Regions from separate parts of the Mus musculus genome. Here region 2 is linked to region 1. The links are chromatin loops, found by intact Hi-C in ENCODE. Cell type or tissue: left cerebral cortex. All regions are shown on one strand. Each heading gives the region's core, and the rest is flanking DNA. Links, peaks and the distances in the headings are about the cores only.

Region 1 (10,360 bases), core at 1,059-9,058:
CCCCCGCCCTGGGGTGAAGCTCCTCCTTCAGTGTCCTGTCAACTGCTGGCTGCCCCGTGAGCCTCAACATTCAATGCTCGTTCCCTGCCTTCTTCCCAGAATGCTTTTCACAAATGCCCTGAGCATGCCCTACGGATCACCAAATCTACCTTCCCAACTGGGTGAAGGCCACCTCCACATGCAGAAGCCATCTTTTACTTGTCCTTGGACCCCTGGGACCTCCCTCAGTGTCTGTGCATCGCACATGCTCAGTAAACTTTCTAGGAAAGTCAGTGCCTGAGGCTCGCCTTCCCAGTCAGGATCATTCACTCCATTGAGGTTTTTCTTGAAGCAATTGTCTCACAAGTCAGCAAGGGTCTGAGAGTTCACTTGGGAGGCCTATGTTTCCAGAGGAAAAGCAGAAAGGATAGAGCTAGGTTTGGGGATTGACTTAGACAAACCAATCATAAGCAGGGAAGGGGACACGGTTGGGGACAGCTGAGGACACGGGCCCGCGTAGACAGGGCCATGGAAACATTTCCCCATGGTCATAGCCACTTGGGCATATTATAGTATTGCTCTTCTTAGGTGAGGCTGGGCAGAGGTGGACAGGTTCATTTTTCAGTTTCGTTTATTTATTTACCAGATGAAGGTTATATGCATTGTACTTTGTGGAGCTAAGGGCAAACCTATCACAGTGTGACTACCAACAAGGATGGGCTTTCCTTTTTTTTTTTTTAAGATTTATTTATTGTTATATCTAAGTACACTGTAGCTGTCTTCAGATGCACCAGAAGTGGGCATCAGGTCTCATTATGGATAGTTGTGAGTCACCATGTGGTTGCTGGGATTTGAACTCAGGACCTTCGGAAGAGCAGTTGGTGCTCTTAACCACTGAGCCATCTCTCCAGCCCGGGCTTTCCTTTTTATAAAGGAAGCCAAGCAGAATGCTAAGTTAAGCAGGCTGAGGGAGAGGACACTTCACACGCATCACCCTTTCTGCATGCCACAATCCATGGCTGAGCTGGTGGCCTCTCTGGCCTATCCCATTCTACTCTTTGGTGTCTCCCTGTCACCAAGGCAGGGGCTCACCACAGAAAACAACATTTACCTTTTTGTCCTGTTGTTTGGCCTTGAATAAGGGATTTTGCAGACACAGATGACCCAGTCATATGCACACAGAGTAGGAGGAAGACCAAGTTTTAGTCTCAGGGTCCCTTGTTTGCCTAGAAAGCTTGTAAGACTCCAGAAAGATCCTTGGCGATTTTGTATGGGTAACAGTAAGATGCTCATATATTTTTATGAATAGATATACTTTCCAATGTCTGTCTCTGGTCTTGAATAAAGGTCCTATGCATTAACAGTTCTTTTCAGAATAGCAACATAGACCCTCCGAATCCAATTCCTTTGGTTTTTCCCAGCCCCCCTACCCCCTACCCCAACAGTGGTCTTTTCTGCCTCATGTCTACTTATCACACATCAAGACCAGTCTCTGATCTTGCTGGGCTTTTCTTGACCAGATCGTGGGATTGCACAGATAAGAGCTTTGTCTCTGCCTGGACTCTCTGTTTTGTTTTCCTGGGGCATCCTCTTGCTAGTCTTTCTCTCTCCCACTGAGAATACAGAGCTCTCATTCTCACTCTTTCTCTCTCTCTTTTTCCCTCTCAGTTTTTGTTTTAAAGCAGGTGTCCTGATAATCCATCTGTAGTGAAGGGAAGCACACCTCTAATGGAAGTCTTAATAGGAAAGATGGCAGTAAAATTCAAGGTCAGCCCATTTAGTGAGACTCCCGGGGCTTTGTACCTATGTTTGATACAATAACTTTTGACTAAGCTCACAATTTCTAGTTAACTTCTACTACTCGATTAATCTGTCTTCATGTGGGCAATCCTCCCAGCACTGACTGTCAGGGAGAGGTAACTCCTCCGGCCTCCTCTCTATAAGGTTATTAAAGTTCTCACGGAAGAAGGTGCTTTCTTACCACAGGACATTGGAACATTGTTCTCTCTCAGCACAAATGACTCTTAACCCCACATGCAGGCAGAGGCTGGTGCCTTCTGATCCTGCATAACTAAGTATTAAATACCACTTCCTTACAAACAGTCTCCCCACGCTCTCTAAAAGGACTCCTCGGCCTTTCCCTGTGCACAGTGCACTTCCTTCTCAGAATATGTAATTACATATGCATTTATTTACTTTCCCCTCTGTACTTTCCTTCAGACCACAGGCTGCAGAGGTATGCACCATGACTGTCTTTACTGTACAGGAATCCATAATACAAAACACAGTTTCTAGCTCTGGGTAAACCCCTCCCCTGACATCTGGGGGAGAGTTGTTATCACCATGAGAACAGCAGGCATCATTCCTTTTTTCAAGCTGTTCCCACAGTACACAAGAAGGTACAGATCCTTGTCTTGAGCTGTGGTAAAGCACTTATGGCAGGCAGGATTCACGGGGAACTGGTTGTGACAGGAGTCTCCGAGCACAGAAGTTTCCTCCTTGGGCACACAGGGGGTGTGTGTGGGGGGGTGCCACGCCCAATGTTGTCTGCTGCTTATGATTTCTCAAAAGGGCTAGCTCTGGCGCACTTACTCTGTGAGCCAGCACAGGCTAGCCAAGGGCAACTCACCCGTGTCAATTAAATGGTCTTACCAAGTTCATCTTTCCCATGGCGTATTTGGTTCTCAGACATAGGCTCCATTTCCACAAGTCTTCCCCATCCTCAGTGAGGAGGCAGGGCAGTCAGACAGTCCCCTTCAACAGCTTCTCAGGGCCTGAGAGGGAGAAGCAGAGAGACTTCTCCACTTTTTCCTCTGCTATAGCCTTGACCCACAACAGTAACCTCAGAGGGCCATCGGAAGGTTATGTTGCTTTCAGGGCAAATTGTCACTCAGCTCCAAAGTCATGGATGAGAGGATCAACTAACTAAAAGAAGGAAATGGATTATTGTAGATCATGGTTTGAGGCGTTGGTCCATCATTGCTTAGTTCTGTTGCTTTGGGCCTATGGTAGCACAGAACATCATAAGAGGTCAGGCCACCTCACAGTACTCAGGAAGTAAAACTAGAGAGAGAGGATAGTGCTGGGATCTCAGTACCCCTACACTGCCAAGACAGTGATGTGTCACCTGCCTACCTTCAAAGGACCCATTCATCAGTACCATAGGCCAGAGACCAGGCAACTAGGCAGGAGCCTTCTCGGAGGGATACTTCCAGTCGATAGTTGTCCCTCCCTGGAGCCCTTACCAGGAGGCAGCTGTGGCAGGTACCCTAACTCAGGACAGGATAACATCTGTAGACAACTGTGGCAATTGTTCAGCAGGGATTCACCCCGACACCCCTGCCAACTGTACCTAGAAGGAAAATTTTCAGCAAGCTTTGCATTTAATGTAGAAAAATGTGTGTGTGGGCGTGCATGCATGCATGCGTGGGCTCATGGGTGTACGGCCACGGCCTGCATCGGGAAGTCGGAGCTAACTGTCCCCTTCTGCTGTAAGATCTGGAGATCGAATCAGGTCATCGGGTTTGTGTGATTGGCACTTTCACCCACTGAGCCATCTCGCCAGTCCAGAATAAAGGATGTCTTAGGAGCTCTGTACTGCGGGCAGAATGTTGCAACCCAAGGAAATCAGCACCTCTGAGGGCGGTGAGGGAGGGAAATGACAAACACAGACCGGCTCTCAGCTTCGACTTCATCTTATGTTGTTACGCTTGTATTTTTGGCACCCACTGATCAATGGAGAAGACGCACAGTGATAAAAAGCTGTCATGAATTCAGTCATGCTTTTAAATAGAGCCTTCTCTAATTAAATTAGATACAGAAGCATCTACATACACACATTTTCAAAACATAATGAGAATACTTATATAAAGCATTCTACATTGGGTTCCCGAGACAAGGCTTGGTGGGATGTCTGAATTCCTTGCAACACGCCATTCCTGGCTAGGTGCCGACAGCCCTCGTGGTTTAACCATTGGCTTGAGATACTGTACCAAAGGGCCTTTCAGGCAGGATGCAAAAAGCCATCAATATGGTGGCAAACCCAGGCATACCCTCAGTCGGGTACACATGAGTGAGCCCCACGAGGCCAGTCCAACAGAACTCACCACAGTGGTGTGAAGAAATCCATCCAGCAGGCTGGGGCTCAGGGCAGGATAGGGCTTAGTTGACACTATTAAAGAAAGAGGTGGCAGAACAGGCCAGTGGCCTTGGTGGATGAGAGGCACAGGTATAGCTCAGGATGTAGTGGCTGGAGGGCATGCAAGAAGTCAGGAGTCATAGGACAACAAAGGACAGTTGGTCCTGAAAGGTTAGCAGACATGGCACTGTGTTGCATGTTGAGTCTATAGAAGTCTTGACATCCTTCATTCAATACTGCTGAAGTCTACAGTCATCTTTTCATCATCAGGACTGATTCTAGGACCTGGGGCTAGACATTAGAGAAAGCTGAGAAAACAGAACATTGGCCAGAAAGATGCTGACGGGGGCCTTTGCAAGTAAACAAGTTCTTCCAACCAGCCTAGGAGAACGGCAGAACATTCCAGTTCTTAAAGCAGAAGTGGAGGTGGAGCAGGGCAGAGATGGAGATAGAGACCAGCAGTGAAGATCACTTCTTTTCCAGAAGATCAGAGTTCTGTTCCCAGCACCCACATTGGGCAGTTCACAACAGCCTCTAACTCCAGCTTTAGAAAGATCTGACGCCTCTGGTACCCTTGTACACCTATCCAATACTTGCACTCATGTGTGTGCACATGTGTGCAAGCAAACACACACAAGTTAAAGCACATTTAAAAATTAAAAAGAAAACAGTATCACAGGAAGTCAGCACAGACTCCTCAAACTCCTGAGAACTTAAGTTATAGGGTAGGGGTGAAGATGGGGCCGGGGAAAGAACTTTCCAAGTCTCCCCTCTTTGTGTACTCCACTTGCAAAATGAATTCGGGGGTGGGGGTGGGGGGGGTGGGGCGGTAAGACATTAATACTTGGGGCCTCACTTCCCAAAAAAGAAACTGAGAGTGGAACAGCTTTCTGGGCAGAATCTTTGTGGGCTCTCTTGATTCAAATCCTTATTGTAATTCAGGAGCCAAAAGCTTTTCCACACCGCCCCCACAACTCAGCCCGAAGCTGCCTCTCCAGACTGGAGGAGCACTCCTAGAAGCAGCCCCTCCCCAGACCCAGCAGAAAAGCTGTGAAACTTTTGTCTGTGCTTCAGAAACAGGATGATTAATGTGAAAATGGCAATGCTTTAAAAAAGGATCCCTGAGAACCAGGACATTATCTAACTACACTTCTCCAAAATGCTCTCCACAAACCTCAAAGAATTCCCCCACCAAACACACCCACTGGAGCAGCGGAGGACCAGGGCAGTGCAGTATAACGGAATGCAGACACACAATGACAATGTTTAAAATTGTAAAAAGTTCCTACAGTAATGGCCTAGAGTGGAAACAAAGCCTTGTACCAGGGAAAGAACTCCGCCCTGAGATTAGCCTTCCTGCAAGGTAATATATAAAACCTTCAGAACAAAGAGGAAAGGCAAGACCCAGGAGCACAGCAAGCATGTGGGTCACTCTAAGGGTGGCGCATCTTGCCAACTTTCCTCTGAGAAAGACAGACTCTTGGCAGCAGCGGATTTTGGTTAATTCAAGGGGAGAATTTCCAGGTGAAGTCGTTAATCTTCCTTCAGGTCTAGGCTAGCCCCAAATAGTCCTTCCGGGTAGCAATGGTTCCTACTGGAGCTGAAGTTTCCACCTAGCTCATGCCTCAGGCATGCAAGTCAGATCTGAGAGCTTCCTCGTGTTTCTTCCGTCCTGGCCATTCTCAGTGTGAAGAAGAATTTCCACAGGCGCTGTGCTGGTTTCCTCCCCCACTTTGCCCCTTCCTTCCACAACATGGGCCAAGTTCAACACAGGTTGTTAATCCCACAGGTCACCAGGCCCTGATAAGCAGAAATAACAGCATGTCATCTACTCTTTACTGCATGTGGCTTTGTGCCAATGGTCCCTGGGATGGAGTGGCCCATCCCTCCTTTCTTCTTCCCAATGGAATCCTGCTCAACCTCTTCCTCCATTAAACCAGGTGACACATGGGAAATCGAGAGGTGGGAAGGTGGAGTGAGGAATCCTGGAGAAGAGGAATCAGAACTCTAATTGTATTATACTAGAAGGCTGCTTGACTCAGGTCTTCCTGGTGTGTGCAATAATAGATGCAATTATTTCATAAAGCCACTTTGAATTGAGTGTTGTTACTCACAGCCAAAACCATCCTGACTGATATAGTTTATCTCTATTCTCTCCCTCTTCCTCGGTTTACCCTTCCCCTCCTTTTCTCATCTTCCTTCTCTCTTCATCTCCCCCAATCCCTTCCTTCTTTCCTTCCTTCCTTCCTTCCTTCCTTCCTTCCTTCCTTCCTTCCTTCCTTCCTATCTAACTCTGCTCTTTATTCCAGTCACATGACCTCTTTACCCTCACTCGCCTTTGGTGCTTACATGTTTAAAGGAAGAGCTAGACTAGAATAATCTGTAAGATCCTTTCAGATTTCACCTATGGAAGACTGTAGAATTTAGAGCATGTCTACTGAAAAGACCAGTGTCTCACTGAGGATACATGCCACCCAATTGAGCCCGAACACATTCAAGCCAAAAGCAGAGAATTGCCAAGGCATAGAAAAGATGCCTGGAAAGGCTGTGGAGCAAGCTCCTGCTAACAGCAGCCTTCAAGTCAATGAGCACAGGAAATCAATGAGGTGAAAGTTGTGCTCCCCTCACCCCGAGAATGAACAGGGTGAAAATAAACTGACCACAAAATTGTAAGTTCCCTTTTACACTTGGCCAAATATACAGTAGATAACCCATCACTCTGTGTGCCTGCTAGATCTGTTGACCTGGAGGAGACAGGGAGGAGCTTTGACAGCCTGTGCTCACGGAGAAAGGAGAGTGGAAAATGCTAGAACAACCAGAGGGACGGAATGCTGCTGTACGAGTCCAGCGGCTCTGACTGTCTGTCTTAGAGATATTTCTACTGGTGCCTATCACGAGAACATCTTCATAAGTCCACAATGTACTTTGGCCACACTGCCCTCCTCCCCAGTCCATCATTTTTCCCCTTCCATATTCATGCAGATCTTTTGCTTATTTGAGTCTCCAGTTACTGTGTGCTGTAGTCACCAAACCTTGGCTCAATTCAGAGTAGTTTTGCTCCAGTAAATCAAAGACCTTCCTGTTAGCAAGGTTGGGAGTGTAGCTCAGTGGTAGGGGACATGCATAGTATAACCAAGGCCCTGGGTTCGATCTCCAGTAGAAAAATGAGGCTGGGGGGGGGGAGAACTGTTTGTGCAAGCTTTCTGTCTCTGCACAACTACTGCCACCAAGAAGATGAAGATGCAGTTTAAGTATTTATTATTATTATTATTATTATTATTATTATTATTATTATAGGTGAGTACATGTAGGTAGGTCAGGTGACAACTAGCAGGAGTCAGCTCCTTCTACTATGTGAGCATCAACCTCATGTTGATGCAGTGGTATCTTTAACTACTAAGTCACCTTGCCAGTCCCTGACTGACTGATTGATGATTGATTGACTGACTGGTTGACTGAGTTCCACTGTGTTGTCAGGATAGCCTCAAATTCCTGGTTTGAAAATTCCCTTACCTTAGCCTCCAGAGATGCTGGGATGATAGGCCTGCCCCTCCATTCTTTGCTGAAGCACTTGAGCATAGGCAATGGAGTGGCTGTCAACTCATGGATGAGAACAGTGAGTTCTTGGTCCTGAGAACCTAGGAACAAGCATGCCCTTCTACGCCTTAAGTAGCAATGGACGTGAGAGCTTGGGAGCAGAGCTGCTGAGGCCCACATTAGGAGAGGAAAGAATGCTTCTTAACTTTGACCCTACAGAGCCCAGTGCCATAGAGCAAGACCCTGCCGTAAAACCAAAGCCACGTTGAATTGATACATTCAGTAAAAAGGCTTCTGAAAGAAGATGCTTCATAGACACAAGGACTGGAAACCAAACAAACATAGGGACAGATGGGAACTGGGACTGGAAATTATAATAGGATGGGGTCCAGGGTAGCAGCAAAATTTGTGTACTAGTAGTTGTCAACTCTAAGTGACCATGGAATTATGTGGAGAAATTTAAAAATGTCAACCATGACGTTTCAACTCCACTTCAGTAAAGTTATATTCAGCTGTCTTGTGGTGGAGCTTAAGTTTTGAATCTGTGGGAGGGGAAAGAATGGTCCAAACCAGCCCTTACTGCTGGAATTCCCTAAAGGCCCACACACACGCACGCACATGCACGTGTTAAAGGACTGGTTCTCTGCTTGCAGTATTGGGAGGTACAGCTAGTAGGAAGTCTTCTGCTCATGGGGTGTGCCCTTGAAAGACATAACGGTTCAGAGGTTAAGAGCACCTGCTGCTCCTGCAGAGGAACTGAGTTTATTCTCAGCACTCTCACCAGACAGCTCACTACCACCTGTAACTCTAGTCCTAGGGGATCTGACTCCATCTTCTGGATCTGAGAATAGCCATATGCACATGCAAATATGCAAACAAGCACACATATACATAAGTTTTAAAAATAGCATATTTTATTTCCCTAATTTATTAAGATCATAAGTTTTAAGGACAGTGACTAAACTCATGCCTGCATGCTTGGAAAGAAAGAAAGAAAGAAAGAAAGAAAGAAAGAAAGAAAGAAAGAAAGAAAGAAAGAAAGAAAAGAGAGAGAGAAAGAAAGGAAGGAAGGAAGAAAGAAAGAAAGAAAGAAAGAAAAGAGAGAGAGAGAAAGAAAGGAAGGAAGAAAGAAAGAAAGAAAAGAGAGAGAGAGAAAGAAAGGAAGGAAGGAAGGAAGAAAGAAAGAAAGAAAGAAAGAAAGAAAGAAAGAAAGAAAGAAAGAAAGAGAGAGAGAGAGAAAGAGAGAAAGAGAGAAAGAAAGACACAGAAATGCTTTTCCTCAGAACTTTATAAAAGCCCGTGTGTGATGGACACACAGCTTACTCTCACTGCTGTACAGAGGCAGGAAATCAGAGCTGGCAGGGTGTAGAAACTGAAGGCGACTCTTCCAAACATAAATTTTGCAAGAAAAACCAAGGGATACAGAAAGGTGATTAAAGACTCCACCACCCAATAGCCTAGAAGAGCTGCCAATGAGCCCCAAATGTATGAGTCCCACCGCCAGGCTCCAGCCACGAGTGTGCAGCCTGCACAGAACCTGATTCTCATCAGCAGTTCATCACACACCATGTGCTGGGCACAGGGCCAAGGAGTCGCATGTGCATTTTTCATTTAAGTTAATAATCTCTGTAAACCTGCGTAGCAGACTTTTCTTCCTCTTACACGCAGGCCCTTCCCACCTTTAACCTTTTATTTTCTCATCTTCTCTCCTAGAAAATTCTTCCTTTAAGCCTCAGCACAGACATCCCCACTTCCAAAAGAGTCATGCAGAGAATCACTTATTTCAGGGCTCACAAGTATTCTGAAGACTGTACAAGACCTTTATACTTTAAGAAGATATTGTGTTTTATGTAGGTGATATTTACTAATATTTCCATATAAGGAATGCAAAACAAATGAACGTGCCCCTCCATTTAAGATAACAATAAATATTCCATTGTGAAGCGACATATTCTTATGATAAAAAAGACCATATTTGTCCAGAAGATGACTTAAGGAGTTTTTTTCAGTTCTCTTTCTATGTCCATTCAGAGAGGACAAATCTGCAGTCCACAGTGTCTTCACCATGCAGCCTGCTGGAATACATCATGTTAGTTGAAGTAACTGAAGAAAATCTGGCTTTGTAGAGTTATGTGGTTAGAAAAGTAAGTGATATATTCGCCCTTTCAGATAGCTACATATTCTTCTTTGATATACAAGTGGCTGATGGCAGTGTGAAATCTGAAGTCAATCATGTCTATGACTTTTTCTACTTATGATATTAAACTATATTGCCAGGCCCACACTTAGGATGGCTCTTTCTCTCATTCCAGATTTTGTAACATGATGCACTAGTTAAAGTTATTTAGAAAACAGTACTTCGCTGATCTCTCAGATGTTGACACATCTCATTACACCCAGTCAAAATCAAATGCACTAATCTCAATGTCGGCCTCGTCAAGAAAAAGAAAAAAAAAAAAAAAAGCATTGGAACTCTCCAAGTTCAGAGTGGAAAATAAATATTTTCCAAGGGTTTCATGTTTACTTGGAAACTTGATCCTGATTATTGGCAACAAATATTGTCAGTTATTTTTCCTTAGCATGGCAGGCTTGGTATGTCTTTTGTTTTTGAGGAAAAATTATCCAAGTCTTCCTAACAGTAATTTCTCCATCAACCATCTTTTAAAACTATGAACATATAGTTACATGAAGGAAACAAACTAACAA
Region 2 (10,360 bases), core at 1,308-9,307, 81 kb before region 1:
AAATGTTCAGGTTGTTGGGCTACATAGCAAGCACCTTTACCTATGGAGCCAGCTTGATAACCCTCCAGTGAACTTTCATGGGTGTGCTGTGATCCAACAGAGCAACCTCCTTATATGAATGGTAGAGATGTGTAGGATCATAGCCTCTCTGTCCTATGTGCTATGGTGCTGAACTCCAGGGGCTCAGGAGACCCAGGCAGGAAGACCACTTAAACTCATGTGTCTGAGGCTAGGCTAGGCAGACTAGTAAAATACCCTTCATCTTTGTGGATGAGTTAGCTCTCAGAACTTAGGGGTGGACAGGGTGTTATTTTCATCACCTGGAGGATAAATGGTTAAGTGACTTTGCAAGAGCCTAAATCAAGACGAGTGGGTCCAAGAGCTAGCTCATCACGGTCATTGAGTCATTGTGTATAGGACCACATGGTGGCCCACACCTGTAGTGCTAGCCATCACAGGGGAGGTCAATGCATGGGCGTTTTCCTGGCCAATAGAGTGAGACTCTGCTTCTTATAAAACAACAGAACAAACAAGAAAATACAAACCTTTATCTAAAACAAACAAACCCAAAACCAAAACCAAAAAACCCAAACCAGAATTTGTTGTACTTTATAAAGAAATTATCTATTGGTTTCCTACATTTAAAGGAAAAGTCCATAATCTCTATTGAACCAGACAAACAAGCTAAAAATATAATAAAATAAATGATCTCCAACATCTCCAGTGAAAACATACACTGTCGGTGGATATAAATGAAGATGTTTTCCTCTCCATAGATGCCGATGAGAAGAGAGGCTTCTGAGAGCAGAGAAAACCACACTGAAGTGTAGTGGATAAAAAAATGCTATCTGGGTGCATCCTGCGACTGTGAGAGATAAAAGATTATATTTTCATTTGCATGGTTTGCTGGCTTTTATTTGGCAGATATAATAACACGGGCTACGCGGAGGCCCATAAAACAAAGTGAGAACAGCAGCTCATTCGGTGGCAGAATGGAACGGTTATGGCTAAAGGGCTTACATAATTCATTTCAAACCCTTATGCCTGTATTTATTGTTGTTTAAATGAAAATTAAACTCTCACAGCCATAAGGAGGGATCCGGTCAGAAATGTGATTGAGACTCTTTCTTCTTGCGTGGCTTCTGAGATTATCCGTCTGCGGTACTTCAAGACAGCCGTGGAGCTAGAAGGAATACACTCGGAGCAAGGGCTCTACTTACCCGTGGTCCCCTTCCTTTCTGCCTTGCTAACCAACTCCACAATTACAGCAGCATTGAAGTGAGGCATGAGAGAGGCACAACTAGCTGTTGTGGAATTTCTAGTTATTGGAGCAACCAGAAGTTGTGGCTAAGAGGCAATGTTTAACATCCACACGGAGTTTCCCATAGGATAATACTTTGGAGAATGGAGAAGTAATGTGAAAGAAAGGATGAAGCAAAAAATACCGGCCCAAACATTTCAAAAAGTGGAGAGTCTCTATTATTAAAAGCATCTCCATTATATCATATCTCCAGAATACTTTTAAATCTATGACTTTGAATCCCTGTATTTTCATAAAAAAACTAAAAGACTAAATATGTTGGCCTTGATTATGAGTGCTTAAGCCCATGAGTTTGCTGTTAAGGAAGAATTGGGAGCTTTGAAGAAACAAACATTAAATGTTACATTAAATGTAATTAAATGTAACATTAAATGTTAAATGAAGATCTAGCCTTTCCCATTCCTCAGCTGGAGGCACTGATCCCAGGGCCTCACACATACTACACAGGAGCCAGGTCTGGATAAGACTGGGAACTATCAATCATTTCAATACCGATTTAATGGAAATTCAACTGCAAGCTTTACAACAAGCATCTAAATTATCGTTTTACTTTCTTCATATCCCATGGAGGTAATCTATACTACTACCATACAAGGGTATAATTTACAATGCCATTTAAAAACTGCATGCCAGTCAGTGTGCTAAAATGTTTATCTTTCTTTTTGAGAAAAGGCCTCACTATGTAGCCCTCTCTTGCCTGACACTTGCTCTGTAGACCAGACTAGCCTTGAACTCACAGAGATCCAACTGCCTCTGCCTCCCAAGCACTGGGGTTAAAGTTGTATGCCATCACATCCAGCTGAACTCTTTTTTTTTTTAATTTTTTAAAAAAAATTATTATTTTTTTTATTTATATGAGTACATTGTCACTATCTTCAAACACACCAGAAGAGAGCATCAGATCACATTACAGATGGTTGTGAGCCACTATGTGGTTGCTGGGAATTGAACTCAGCAGTCAGTGGTCTTAACCGCTGAACCATCTCACCAGCCCCAGATGAACTCTTAATTATTTTAATGACAGTATTCTTTATCCATGCAAGTTGCATCAAACCCGTAGTAGCTTATTTACTTATGAAGCTAATGAAATAATACAGCCTAGGTTTTACTTAACACGAGCCAGTGCACAATGGCTGTTTGTGAAGCTGTGTTGTCTTTCTTGATTTGAGAGCTGCTGCGTTATTTTTAGGTAAATCAGTATGGATGTGAAAGTCATTAGCTTGAACTTTCCAAATCTGAAGATTTTATGCCGTGTAGGTTGTTACTATCTACCTACACAAACCAACTTAGAAAGAAATATAAATACAAAAGAGGAAGTTATTTAAGCCACTATTAAGCATAAGTAAATAACTCATTTTCTAAATAATGAGATAATTGACAGATTTTGTCTTTCTTTGGTAGTAAGCCCAAGCAGTATGTGTGTGTGTGTGTGTGTGTGTGTGTGTGTGTGTGTGTGTGTGTAGCTTTAATTGTATACTCCTCTAATAGGGGTCAACGAGAGGGAAAAAAACTAGAAGAAATATTAAAAGCAAGTAGAATATTTTGCCTTTGCATCTGAGACTAAACTGTTACTGTCATACATACAGTGTGCCCCTATACATCTAACTCTTCCTAGGAATTGTCTTTGGTAATTCAATTCCTTTTCTTTTTTCAAATTCATTTTTCAATCAGCTGACTTTGATAGGCTCCCAGTGGCTGCAAGAAAATCTGAGAAGTAGACAGAAAAGGTAATCTAACCCTAATAAGAGGAGAATTTCAGAAAGCAAAGGTCAAAAGGAGGCAAAGCAGATGGAGAGAACCATAAGGTTAGGCAACATTTAGAAGCAGTAGTTTTGCCAGTTTTCAGTCCTTTCATCTTTCACCAATACACATACATATATACAGGTATCCACATAACCAAATACATACACATACATACATATATACATACATACAGGTATACACACACACACACATGCATTTATGCACATCCGTTTTAGGGGATAAAACCCAAATCATGCGCGAGGCAAGTGATTTACCTAAAACTAAGTTATAGTTACAGTCCCCACATTTTTTTCCATGAGAAATACTATCTCTTATCTTTTATTTTTAGAAAATCTCCATTCACTGAACTAAAAACAAGGGACCCGGTATGGGCAAACCTGAGCATTCAAGAAGTAACATCGTGATCATCAGTTTAAGGGCACGGCGGCGCTAGAATTTGGGGCCACCACTGCATTATGAGGTCTACAAACTTTCGAAACAGGAGGATCTTCTGAAACAAGAGGATCTTTCGAGAAAACAGAGGATTTTATTTTCTTTGAACGACACTGGAGCCTGAGGAAGCATCCCATCCAGCAGGGCCTCTCAGCAACGGGAGTAACGTCGCTTTGCTCAGCGTGAACGTCCAGATCCCATTCCCAAAATGGTTTACATGTTTCTGACCTCCTTGCCATGTGCCTCTAAACCTCACCTCCATCCCGAGTCTTTTCCTTCATGGTTTTTTTCTTTCTTTTCTTTTTTCTTTTTTCTTTTTTTTTTAAATTTGAGTTCTCACTGCTAGTATTATTATTTTTAGGGCTGCAATCTCCCATAGCCCTTATTTTCACTCAAAATTACAATACAGGGGACTATGGCCAATGCTATGCAGATGGCCAAATAGATAATAAAGACTCGGTTCATGAATAATACCCACTCAGAAAGAGGACAAAAGCAACAGGAAAAAAGACCCAAATTGGACAAAATGTGCATGCTATATTTAAAAAAAACCACACACGCGATCATTGTCAGAGATCATTAAGGGTGCCCTGTAGTTTTAATTATATGCCAGTGGCACCAATTTGATGTGACTGTTTGCTCCTATAGTCAATAAAAAAAGTCATAACTGCCATCAAATTTAAATTTAATTTATTTTCTACACAGCCCTTTCTGTTTTCCTTGTTTTTTTCTTTTATAACATTAACACTTTTTTTGTTGAAAAATGTGTGAAAGATTAATTTGTAGAATGAGGGAGCCGTGGGTGCACAGCAAAGGACAGATGGAGTGGGTGGGACATGACAGTTTTTGTCTGTGGCATCATTTTGTTGTTGCTATTGCAAGGGAAAGAGAGCTACTGCTACCACGATCCTTTCTTGGGGTTGGGGACACTCTGAGAAGGTATGCTTCTCTCACCTCAAGCTGGCCACTGCCATCTCAGGGCACAGACCCCTACCAAGACAAGTCATGAGCTCTTCCGTTTCCACAACGGAGATTTTCATAGAATTCCACCCTACTTTTGTAAAAAAAAAAAAAGAAAGAAAGAAAGAAAGAAAAAGAAAAGAAAGCAGAATGAGGCAGACTTGTAAGATGAATATGCTGAAATAAAGTCACCATTTATCTCCTCTGAACGCCATACTGTAAAATCAAGTGCGCACAGGTCTGGTGAAGGCTATCATTTAAATGTAAATGTTTGGGGACAGCAGTCAAAATTCTACTCGTGTTGAAGGGAGTCTTTCTTCTTCTTTTTTTAATGTCAAAACTCACAATGTATAATTTTCAACTTGATTTTTTTTGCCTCGAAGCAGCCCTGGTTTATACGACAGTGTTGTGGGGGTTCACTGTTGTAAAGTTTCTTCTTGAAGAAGGCAATTACCAAGGGAAAATCACTGCCATGCGGCACACACAGACATTCTGAGAAAAAAGTAAGACTTGGAGGAGGAAGAGGGGAATTCGGGACAGCATGTGGGAGGGGAGATGGGAGTTCTTTTTATGCACAAAGGGATCCATTAACAAAATCTTTATCTGTTTCCGTCCCCTTGTGAACTGAACCAATGTGCAGTGCCCAGAATATGCGAACGTGATTGCAAATAAACGACTCGTGTGGCGCGGAGGAAATGAGCGAGCGCATACCGAAACAGACTGGTGTTTGATTCCGTGGCAAGATAAAATTTGCATGGAGGAAAATCTCCCCAACACCTTTGCCTCGAAGGTTCCCATCTGTCTTCCTGAGGCAAAGCAAGGCAAAGTGTCCCACCTACGGAAGTCAGCAGTTCCAAATGAAGCGCCCAGTACTGATTCTACACCTCCCAGGCCACTTCAGCTGATGCTCAGTGCTCCTACGGAGAGGGGATTTGAGAGTCAGGTCATTGTATATCCATCCTTATGCTATTTTTCTAACTAGACAGTAGGCTGTCCTGGGGAGGGATGTGCCCTGAGCATTCTGCGGTTGTGCCTGGTTGGCATGATCCCTCTGCTGGGTTATGGGATGATGTGCGGCCACAGGAAAGCAGTCTGTCTCTGGGTCAGACCACCTGCATCTGACATCCGGCTGGCTGCCTTACAGCACCCCAGGGACCAGTACACCCACGTAGTTTCTGTTTCTGTTGAAAATAGTCATGACACTAACAGCATGCACCTTCAGTGGGAATTTAGATCCTATCTGGTAGGGATATAAGAGTCCAGGTTTTGGATGTCCCCACCATCAGATCGCTGGGGACACTCAAGCCTCCAGATATTTAGTAGGATCTGTGTCATTAGGGAATATATGGTGTTAAGAATAGATACAATTTAAAAACTTACTGCAGTGGGATACAAATTATAAGTAACATTGTAGGACGTGGGAGGGGGTGAGTCTAGTGTGTATGCTACCAACCAGTAAATTACAGTCCACAGAAAGAAAACATAAAGGTGTCTATCGTTTTAACTAATTTAAAGAGAGTTGTCTATGATTTGTCTGTTCTCCCATACTTTCTCCATGGTTCCGTTTGGTGGTCGGCATCCCAGAGATGGAAAATCCAGCAAGTTTTTGTTCATATGAACACATTCACAGACATAAATGGGCTCAGAAGAGATTATCTATCCACAGATCAGTATAACAATCTCAACACTGCTGCAGTCATTGAGACAATTGCAGCCTGTTGTTATATGCCTGTATATGCACGTAATTTTCTCTCTGCACAGCGAGGACCGCAATGCAGAGTGGACTCCTTCTTCTTTTCCTGTAGGATTCATGTAAGTGATACCACACATCGGAGGATGCCTAATTCACTGACTACAGAGGAATTATGATGGGCTAAGAATGGGATGGATATGGTAACCATCTGCATCCCATCTTATTTCTTTTATGGTCCTGAGGATGGAATCTCGAGATCCTCGTTCACACTAAACCAAGAGCTCTGCCCCTGAGCTACACCCTCATCCTGCTTATTTATTTTTAATTATAAACAAGAAAATGGCCATATGTATATGTATACAGATGCATATCTAAAATTGCACTTTGGACAAGCCGACTTTCCCGAGCAGGAGTACGTTCTCAGTGATTAACTTGAGTGATTTCTTTTTTTTCCTGGTCATTACTCTCCCAGCAGTTCTCTTTCTTCCTTAGTGATAAAACTCAAGTACATGATGCCTTCAAATAAACTGTTTCCCAGCTTCCTTTGCAGCTAGATACCCATATGGTGAGCTCTGGGCGTGTGAGTGGAAGCATTTTGGTCCTCATTAAAAGACAGTCCACATGCCTGTGGTGTCTTTCATTTTGTTGCTATCTAGTGTCTGAAATGTACGTGTAATGAGTTGAGCTTGGGCTGATATAATGGACCCCAAGGATGGGATGTACACACCTGGGATGGTTTATATTGATTGTAACGAGATGGGATATAGGAGAAAGTTTCTAGGCATGCCTGTGAGGGATTTTCCAGACTAGAGAAACTGAGGCAGAAAGAGCCTCTCACCATGGATAGCAGCATTTCCCTGGCTGAGGTCCTGGACTGGGTGAAAAGAAGAAAGCAAGCTAACTCTAAGGATTTGTTGCTCTCTGCTTCTGCTACAGATGCAGTGCAAGCAGCTGTCTCAAGCTCTCACTGTCCTGCATTCTCTACAGCGACGGGCAGTGCCCTCCCACCCAGAGCCTGAATGGACCCTTCTTTCCTTACCTACCTTCAGGAACGCTGTCCATCTCACTGACCTAGAGCTCACCATTTGGCTAGACTAGCTGGGCAGCAAGCCCCAAAAAGCCTTCTCTGTCACCTCTCAGTGCTCAATTTACAGGCACGTGCCACCATGGCCAGATGGTTGTATGGGTCCTGGAAATCGAGCGTAAGTCCTCACGATTGTGCACAAGTATTGCATCACCCAAACTATCTCCCCAGACCCCAGTCCTGTTACATACGTAGAGTTTGCTTAAAGAGTAGATCTTCAGTGCTCTTCACACACACACACACACACACACACGTTGAGGCACACACACACGCTTACATACACAATACATATTCTCACATACACACATGCATACACATATACACACTCACTTATATACAAAAACATACACAATACTCATATACACACATACATGCACACACTTATATACACACATAAGTATATACATATATACATACATACTCATACACACATACATATATACACATATACACACCTACTCACATACATAATACACATACACACACACACACATATATATATATATACATACATACACATATACACATGCACATACATAAATACACACATACATGTAATATACATGTAGCTATAAGAGGAGATCAAAATGCTAATTAGCTTGACTACAGTAATCATATCACTATAGATCATATATAGGCTTTACATTGTGCTCGTTAAATATACACAAATTTTACTTTAAAATTAAATAACAAACAGTAAAAAAAAATCAAAAACAAAAAGCAAATGTGCCAACTTAGCTCTAGGTGGGCAGAGTATGGCCGTGTTTAGTTTTGTTTGTACTTTTATGTATTTTAAAGTAAAAATAAGACTTGTTTATTTGAGAAAAGAGTTCATGTGTATCTTGTTGAAGGTCTTGTTATTTGGCATTCTTTACTTGCAGCCCCAAGTATTGCATCTTTGTATATATCGTCTAAAGTGCAAGGGATGCAGGGTATTTATAATCAGGTTACATCTTTAAATGTCATGTATGTTAATATGTCAGCATAACAAAAGGAACATTTAAATAGAAAAATCTAGTATTTTTTTGAAAATATGTATGTGCAACATGTAAAAACAAAAACAAACAAACAAAAAACCCACCAGCTACTAAGGGTAAGCATGTTAGTGAACTCACCATTGCAGTGACAAAATACCTGATGTAACCAACTTAAAAGAAGCAAAGGTTTACTCTACTTTCAGTCTAACTTGACCGTTTACCTTTTGAACTAAGCAATACATCACCACAGGGATTGAGAGCATAGTGGGAAGGCTGTTCAACTCCTGGCAGCCAGGAGGAAGGCAGAGAAGGTGGGCAGCTAGAACCCAGATATCCCTTCAAGACACACACCCCAAGGACATACCTCCTCCCACCAGGACCTGCTTCTCAAAGGCTCTATCTACCTCCTCCCAGTAGTGGCTTCATCTGGGTAACCTTGTCTTCAACACATGGACCTCTGGAGGACAGTTAAGACCCAAACTCTAACTGTGTGTGTGTGTGTGTGTGTGTGTGTGTGTGTGTGTGTGTGTGTGCACAGTGATTGACACTGGGATGTCTTCCTCAAGCCCCTCTCTCCTTTAGTTTTGAGTTGGGTTCTCTCACTGAACTTGAAGCTTGCTCTTTCTGCTATGGCCCAGTGAGCCTACAGGATCCACCTGTTGCTGTTCCCAGCATCCAGTCCCAGGGGTGTAGGTACATGCCAACACACTTGGAGATCTGAACTCAGGTTCCCATACTTGTACAGAAAGCACTTTACCCAGTGAGCCATCACCCCAGCCTATCTGACTTCAGTTCTAAAGGGCCAACTATGAAAGACAGTGTACTCGAAGACATGGAACATAATATTCTTTCAGGTTATCTTGATAAGGAAACATTTCAGACTCAAACACTTCTCTCTTTTGAAGTAAAAACTTACCATTTCTCAAAGTGAACTCCACAGAGGAGTGAGGTAGATGGGTGTGGCTTCAACCCTGTGAGTGGCCACTGCTGTTCTCTCAGCCTCGGCTGCTGCTCCATCTCCTCTTTCATGTACTTCTCCCATGATGAGGGCAAATCTTTTAAAACTCTATGAAGACTTTAAGAAAGCTTCGATGGGGCTTGAGGTTGTGAAAGCCAAGGTAGATAGGATGTTTAAATTGTCTCTCATTATCAGGGTTATATGCTTTATAGGCTATTTTGACTGGGAGATTTCTGAGGGTTGTACAAAATAAAATCAATTAGGATATTTTGGTAGAAGGGTCAGTGAGTCCAAAAATGGAAGGAAGGAAGAGAAAGGGGAGAGAGGAAAGATGAAGGAAGGAAGGGAGGAAGGGAGGAGAGAGGGAGGGGAAGAAGGAGGGAGGGAAGGAGGACAAGAGACAGGTGGATGGGTAAATGGATGGTTGGACAGATAGACGGATGGATCACTTTCTATAGTCCCTGAAAAATCAATCATGTTTTATTGAATCGTTGTTTCCATCTGATATAGGACAGTTATCAGAGAGCCTGTTTGAGAAAATATAACTGAAGAAAAAAAAATCACAGATATAACACAGGAAAAAAAATTCAGGAGTGAAATCCAGGCTTCTGTTTCAGCTTACTATGTCTGTGGCCTGCTGTGGCCTGCTGTGGCCTGCTGTGGCCTGCTGTGGCCTGTTGTGACCATCAGAACAGCTGTGCTCCATCATCTTTAATCATGAGGTGAACATTTTCCCCCCACAGATTAAGTGTTGCCACCTTGGTCCCTAGTTGGTGGTGCTATCTCGGGTGGTGGAGTCTGCAGGAGCAGGGCCTAGCTGGAGGAAGCAGGCCTTCAGCAGGGTACAGGGATCCCAGCCGGCCCCTCTCTCTGCTTCTGGTTGCTGTCGATGAGCAATGTTCTTCGTTGACCTCCCTGCTGTGATACGTTGTCTCAGCTAAAGCACTGAGATAACGAATGACTCAGATTGAAGCCACGAACCAGGATCAAACCCTCCTTTTCAAGTTGATTGTCCCTGGTATTCTGTCACAGCAATGGAGAGCAGACAAGACTCCTGAACTTTAATAAAATTTTATTTCTATGTTCAGAACTATCCAGAAGATATTATTTCCCTTAGCAGTGTGGCTTTTTTGAAGTTCAGCACCTCTCTAGAGGGCTGGGGTAAATGAGA

The links. Hi-C counts contacts between places; a loop is a spot of excess contacts. Peaks named below come from ENCODE experiments on the same cell type or tissue, not always from the same donor. Only the 100,000 strongest peaks of a DNase experiment are listed, where the experiment ranks them.
Region 2: it touches region 1 in a loop (4-fold over the local background); 2 of 42 quality-filtered maps call a loop at or near these places.

Annotation. Positions count from the first base shown.
Region 1 is chr1:177,342,162-177,352,521 of GRCm38, reverse strand. The region is part of intron 6 of Gm36904 (a long non-coding RNA gene); the gene reads right to left. Among named protein-coding and RNA genes, the nearest start is that of Gm36904, 90 kb to the right of the region's middle. In left cerebral cortex, for the core only: no CTCF peak of the experiment used is centred there; DNase peaks (open chromatin) are centred at 3,652, 3,895, 5,115, 8,229 and 1 more place; H3K27ac peaks cover 1,280 bases.
Region 2 is chr1:177,423,265-177,433,624 of GRCm38, reverse strand. No RefSeq gene overlaps it. Among named protein-coding and RNA genes, the nearest start is that of Zbtb18, 14 kb to the left of the region's middle. In left cerebral cortex, for the core only: a CTCF peak has its summit at 5,514; DNase peaks (open chromatin) are centred at 4,344, 4,978, 6,228, 6,729 and 1 more place; H3K4me3 peaks cover 677 bases; H3K27ac peaks cover 1,537 bases.